Linked DNA regions of Homo sapiens: region 1 is linked to region 2. Evidence: chromatin contacts called from ENCODE Hi-C data. All regions are on one chromosome and are shown on one strand. Each heading gives the region's core, a stretch centred on a gene start or an enhancer-like site at or near the end of the contact. The rest is flanking DNA. Distances are from core to core; before and after follow the strand shown. Region 1 has its middle 180 kb from the start of LINC01235. Region 2 overlaps LOC105375977 (a long non-coding RNA gene).

Region 1 (2,800 bases), core at 141-2,640, 160 kb before region 2:
CTCTGGTTATCATATTTTACCAAACATGGTTGTTGCAAAAACCATGATGTCCCCTCACCCACTGATAGAAATAGATTTTTTTTTTAATTTTCTCTAACTAATATGTAGGAAATGGGCTTTTTTCCTTTAGCTCCATGGATATATCAGTGTTGGGAGTAATGGAAATATTCATTTCAGCATAAAATTAGAGTTTAAAAGGTCAGTTTGAGATGTTTACAACAAACAAGTTAGAAAGAGGCAAACAAGAAACAGAAATTTTCTTTTTTAATAGGGAGAAAAAAATTACACTGATAATTGCCTAAAAATTATATTCATTTTCCAAGTGAATAAATGAGGCTTATTTGATATCACACGAGTACATAGTATTTCTTCTCAAAAACGCTTAAATTTTATATTTTAAAAATATGCACAAATATAATGGAATCAAAGTAGTTTAAGACTGTAAACATTTTAACCTGAAAATACTTCAGTTTAAAATCCTAATTTGAGAAGTCCTTTCTCCACATGGTTGTATACCTTGAAGGAAACTGTGAACACAGGTCGCAAACCAGTCTCTGTCCTGGAAATGAGTGAGTGATATTGATCTATACCCAGTCACTGATTATGCGAAGTCTCTAATGACACCTTCACAGCTTTTATAATCCAGTGGTCCAACAAAGCATGAATTTCAAATACTTTACAAAATCTTCCCTCCTGAGCATCTCTTTTTTTAATTAAAGAATAAAAGGAGTGATTGTTCAACATGATTTCAATGAAAATGAAGACTTGAATTTGTGGGTGTGTGCAATGTTGAAAATCAAAAGGAAAAAGATGCAGCACAAAAAAATCCTTCGCACAACTAATCAGATGACAAAGGTTTTGATCAGCGCGCAAGAACCAAGTGCTTTTCTTTGCTAAACGTAAAACAACGTTTGTCCAAGACTACGATTTCATACAATGTGCTTCTCATCCCACCTTAAGTTGTTTCTCTTTTAAACACTAATTTTTGCTATCTACTGCTTCAACATTCAGAAGAGCCTGCCTCAGGAGGCACAAAAGCTCTGTAATGCTGGGTTAAAGCTGGCACTTTATCCTTAACTCACCTCATTAAGTCTGGATTTTATTCGTCCTCAAAGACGTGGCTTGGAGATAGAATTCTAACCCCCTTAAATTAGAATTTTCTGGCTTTTGTCACTTTAAACCAGATCCTTAATGTTATTAAAAGGTGGGCATGTTGTTGTTTTTCCCCTTTTGGGGGAAGGGGTAGGGAGAAGAATTTAATGTTATTTTTAACGGAACTATCTTGTTAACCTTGGGGGACATCCCCGGAGCTGAAACCCATTGGAGTAATAATAGCTCAGCGACTCACTCCCTGCAGACAGCTCTGCCGAGTCAGTCTGGAAAAGCTCTTTAAAAGCACAGTCTCTGCTGGCCCTTTTCTTTTGGTTTCTGTGGAATTTTTCTTGGTAACAATTTTTAGCTGAGGGGGTTATGGACAATTGTAAACTGGAAGCATTGAAAGGAGGAGGTGGGGAGGGAGGCTGCTTGCTGCACTAATTAAAACAAAGCCTGCTTGTATAAACTGCATCCCCCCTGGTGCAAAGGGGCAAACAGCACAAGGGCCTCTCAGAGCACACAGCTCTGGATACTGCAGGGACTTATATTTTTAAATACAATTAAAAGTAATGCCCCTTTGTTGATTATACTCTCCTTGCCAAACTTGAGGACGGCTGAAGCTGCCAAACATTTACTTTTAAATTTAGTGTGCCCAGCAGCCTTCCAAATGCTGTCAGTTTCACAGAAGGCAGGGCAGTCTGTGATTAACAGCTTCCCAAGATACCAGTAAGTTGCTTGGACAATATTTCAAATGGATGCTGGTTCTGACACTGAGGAGATCAAGCCGGAATTTGGTGTCACTTTGGGGTTTAGAAGGAGGTGGGATTGTTCTTACCTCTTGATAGTACACAAGTTTGAAAGTGGAAAACATTACCAAAGCAAACTCCTCAATTACACATGTGCAAGCAGCAGAGAGTATCTGGTCCAGACCTAACTAAAAAAAACTTGTCAAATGAAAGAGAAATGCACAAACATGCCTGTACTTTGTCCTCTGAATTTTAAAAGCATCTAATGTTACATAGCTCATGTGAACTTTAAAGCACGGCCATCCATGAAGGATTCCCTTTATGGTTTTAGTGGTTGTCCTCTTTCCTTGCTGTTCACAACTATGATTATTTTATAAACCCTTTTGTAGCTGGGTTTATTTGATTTAACCTTTTAAATGTAGCTTCGTTTCTGACAATACAGGAAATATAACGCCAAAAGAAACTCTGTAGAGAAGATGGATGAGAGAATCAGACACACAATTTGAAATGAGATGTCCTGGGAAGACAACAAACTTATTTGGGACTTTCTTGATTTTTCCAGTGTGACTGTCTATAAAGCTGAATGCCAAGTTTTGATTCCTAGGTTTTATGTGGTTGCATAGGTAACAAACTAATACTTGGCGAGGTGTTCTTTTTTTTTTCTTTCTGATGAAAAATGCAGGCTTGAAAAACAAGGTGCAGCATCCGTTTTCAATTAAAAAAAATAAAAATTTAAAACCTCTCCCTCTGGGCCTGGTACTGAGCCAGGTAAGAAAATGAGATGGGTGTGGTCACTAAGAAAGCAATAAGATGAAAATACTCTTCTGCTTGAAGTAGCTTTATATTTTAGTGGGTTTTCCCTCATTCCAATAAAGAAAGTTACACTATGCTATCACTTTATTTTTAAATATTTTCTTTTAAAATCCATTTCCTTTGAATTTTTGCCAATTCTCAAGGAC
Region 2 (2,979 bases), core at 334-2,833:
AGGGAAGTAAAATAGAACTGGGATTTTTATGAACACATTACTTGTGCCATGTTATATAAAAATTTTTAAAACTCCTTTTGATTGCTATTCCTAAACTGATGATGTGTGTTGGGCTCCGCTTTTTCTGCTGTCCAATTGCAACAGAGGAGATAAAATACATCTGGTCTTTAATTTCTCCATTCATGTCTTCTTCCCCTAAAATCTGGAGAACACGCTGAAAATCTCTCACTAGAATAAACTCTCATAGCATTGGCTATTTTAGATTCTCATTCAGATAGTCCTTACCCTTTTATTTAGTCCAACTTCTATAACAACGAAGGAGCTGGCGCAGGAATCTTGAAACAGTGTCCTCTCCGCTCCGCTTCAGCCTGTACCACTCTGCATTATTTTCCAGAATGCATGACCCCTCCTAGAGAACAGAGGAGGAAAGAGCCATTCTTTCCCTTTCCCACACGTTAGGAAGCATATGGACAATACTTTATGGAAACTCCCTTCCCCACCCTCGGGAGAACTGAGTTTATGAAAGGATCACTTTCTGGAATAGAGCTTATGAACACATTTGTCTCTCTGACCCTAATTATTTTACATGGATTATTTTTAAAATCAAGTTGCCCTTTTTTCAAAACTTGAAGAGAAGTAGAGGCCTTGAGGCCATCAAAATGACATCCTGGCCCTAATATGTGCAGTAGCCAAATGATCTGGAAAACTGAGCTCTATACAGAGGCCCTCTGAATAGAATTGAAGGGAAAATGATCTAATTTAGAGTGCACATTAAACACAGGTTTTAAATGGTTTCTTTTCATTTAACCAAATACTCACTTTTCCAAAATGTCAACAGGCATTAAAATATGAAGGATGACTAAATGTGGAAGCAGAGGAAAAGAAACAAAACAAACAAAATAAAAGTAATACTTGACTCTAACAATCACAAGAAATTAGATTATCAGAATTGTTAGGCCGAACTATATAAATTATATTTTTGTAAGTCAAAAATGCCAAACTGTAAATGTCACATAGTTCATTCTAATATTAAGTGAAGAGAAAAAGAATTCAATTATGTTTAGAAACAAAAATGAAAGACACAGAAGAGAAGAGCCAACAATGCTAAACATCATTCAGATAGTGATAGTTAGCATTTTAGGCTTTCTTAACCAAAATTGTGAATGTGGTTCACCTTAGCTCCCTCATGAACTGCCTAGTGCTAATTTCTAATCATGAGCACTTGCCTGTACTTTCACTCCAATGCACTGCTTCTCACCCAGTTTCTGATGGGTAGTTTAAAAATGTCTATGTTTAGAACTACCTGTCTTTTATGTAACAGAATTTCAAGATGGGATCTATGATCTTCTTTGGGGATTAAAAATAATTGCAATTTTATCTTTTTTTTTTATTTTTAGATTTTAAGAAGGTTAGGAATATCCACAGCCTGATTAGACTCGGAATCCTTCAAGACCCATTTCATTTTTTACTTCCCCATATTCTAAACAGGCTTCCCACTAAGCAGCCTTCACATCCTCCCTGCGGGTCTTACTCACAGAGCAAGCCATAATAACAAGCTTCCATGCCCTGGCTGGCTTTTTGGCTCAATGGGACAGTTCTATTGCCAAATCCTGCTTCTAGAGCTGCATGGATTTATCCTTACATGCACCTTAGTGACATGCTCTATTTTGTCTCATCTGAGATCAGGTCCATTTTCTACGTCCTCTGGTTGCTCTTCGGGTGACAAGATGTCTACATCTGGAAGGAAAGAAACCCCTAATATATTTTTGCCTTTTGCCCTGAAAAATACCATGTCATTGTGCATGTGGAAAGAAGCATGTTTAGTAATAAAAGAAGGACATGATGGGGTCAGCTAGGGCTTTTAGAGACAGTCCAGATGAAATTTAAAGAGAGAACTGCCACGACGGTTTTTGAGAAAACTGGATGATGTTAGTTTCGAAACCTATAGCCCATAATCTGGACTCAGCTAAAACATACCAAAAAGCTTAGCTCAGACCTGCAAGGTTCACTTACTCTAAACATCAAACAAGGAAATGTACAAGATTTGCTTTCTTTCTCTTTAATAAAGTACATTTTATGAAGTAGAAACTGGGGAACACAAATCGTTTTATGGAAGCAAGAACTAGTACTTAAAAAATGAGAAATATGTGTGGGGATAGTGTTTATTTTTGTATGCATAAATATACATACATGCAATGATTATTAATATTTACATACACATACACGTATGGTAATAATTGTCTCTCTCAGAAAGTGGTTTCAATCTAGAAACAATTGGCAGACAAAGAAAGGAAAACTGAGAACCGTCCGGTCTACAAAACTATCCCAGAGGACAACCTTCCCAACAATAGGGAGACTGATAGCATAATAATCGCCATAAAAAAAACATGGGGGAGGGGAATTAGAAGATTCTTTAGCATGTTTATGGATTCATATGAAATATTTTAGAACCCTAATTCTTTGCAACTCGACGTTTATTTATGTGTGCAAAAATGGATTGACAGTTTCAAGTGAAGGGTAGTTGGGTGTCAGAGTCTTGGCAACTAGTGACAACTGCAACTCCTGGGTGTGTGTGTGCTAGATGGGGAGAGAAAAAGACAGACAGAAAGCCCTCCCTCCTAAAAAGATATTCCCACCACAAACATGCCACTGTCCACTACAGAGTATGTTTTGTTATGTCTGTGAAAGATTCGGGTTGATTTCCATCTTCGTACAACACACGCCATGGAATATTTACATGTTTGGGTACATCAACAAAGAAAAAAAACAAAACAAAACGAAACAAAAAGACGCACACACAACACACACACAAAGTGGGATTGTGCTCCTTTGTTTTGCATTTTCTGTAACCCAGATTGCGGTAATTATCTCCCTGGCTTTAGAAGCCTTTTCTTTCATTCTAAAGGCAGTTTTTGGAATCACGTTACACTTAACTCAGTTTAACAAATAAGAGTAGTCTGGCAAAATGGCACCATGTGC

What was found. Hi-C counts contacts between places; a loop is a spot of excess contacts on that map. Pooled maps may share reads with other maps.
Region 1: a loop to region 2 is called in a map of heart right ventricle, with 4 times the contacts of the local background. The contact joins two enhancer-like sites. A Hi-C loop is called at or near these places in 4 of 168 maps with a recorded cell type or tissue (Right ventricle myocardium inferior, endometrial microvascular endothelial cells, heart right ventricle and 1 more) and 6 of 50 pooled maps.

Annotation. Positions count from the first base shown.
Region 1 is chr9:13,606,926-13,609,725 of GRCh38, reverse strand. No RefSeq gene overlaps it. Among named protein-coding and RNA genes, the nearest start is that of LINC01235, 180 kb to the right of the region's middle. Within about 2 kb of position 1,390, at least 5 of the 41 ENCODE cell types and tissues checked have a DNase peak (open chromatin) inside an H3K27ac peak, as active enhancers do; they include heart right ventricle, where a contact is called at or near this core.
Region 2 is chr9:13,443,900-13,446,878 of GRCh38, reverse strand. It overlaps LOC105375977 (a long non-coding RNA gene), which reads right to left. Exons shown (of 4, transcript XR_929484.3): 3 at 286-409. Among named protein-coding and RNA genes, the nearest start is that of LINC01235, 14 kb to the right of the region's middle. Within about 2 kb of position 1,583, at least 2 of the 41 ENCODE cell types and tissues checked have a DNase peak (open chromatin) inside an H3K27ac peak, as active enhancers do; they include heart right ventricle, where a contact is called at or near this core.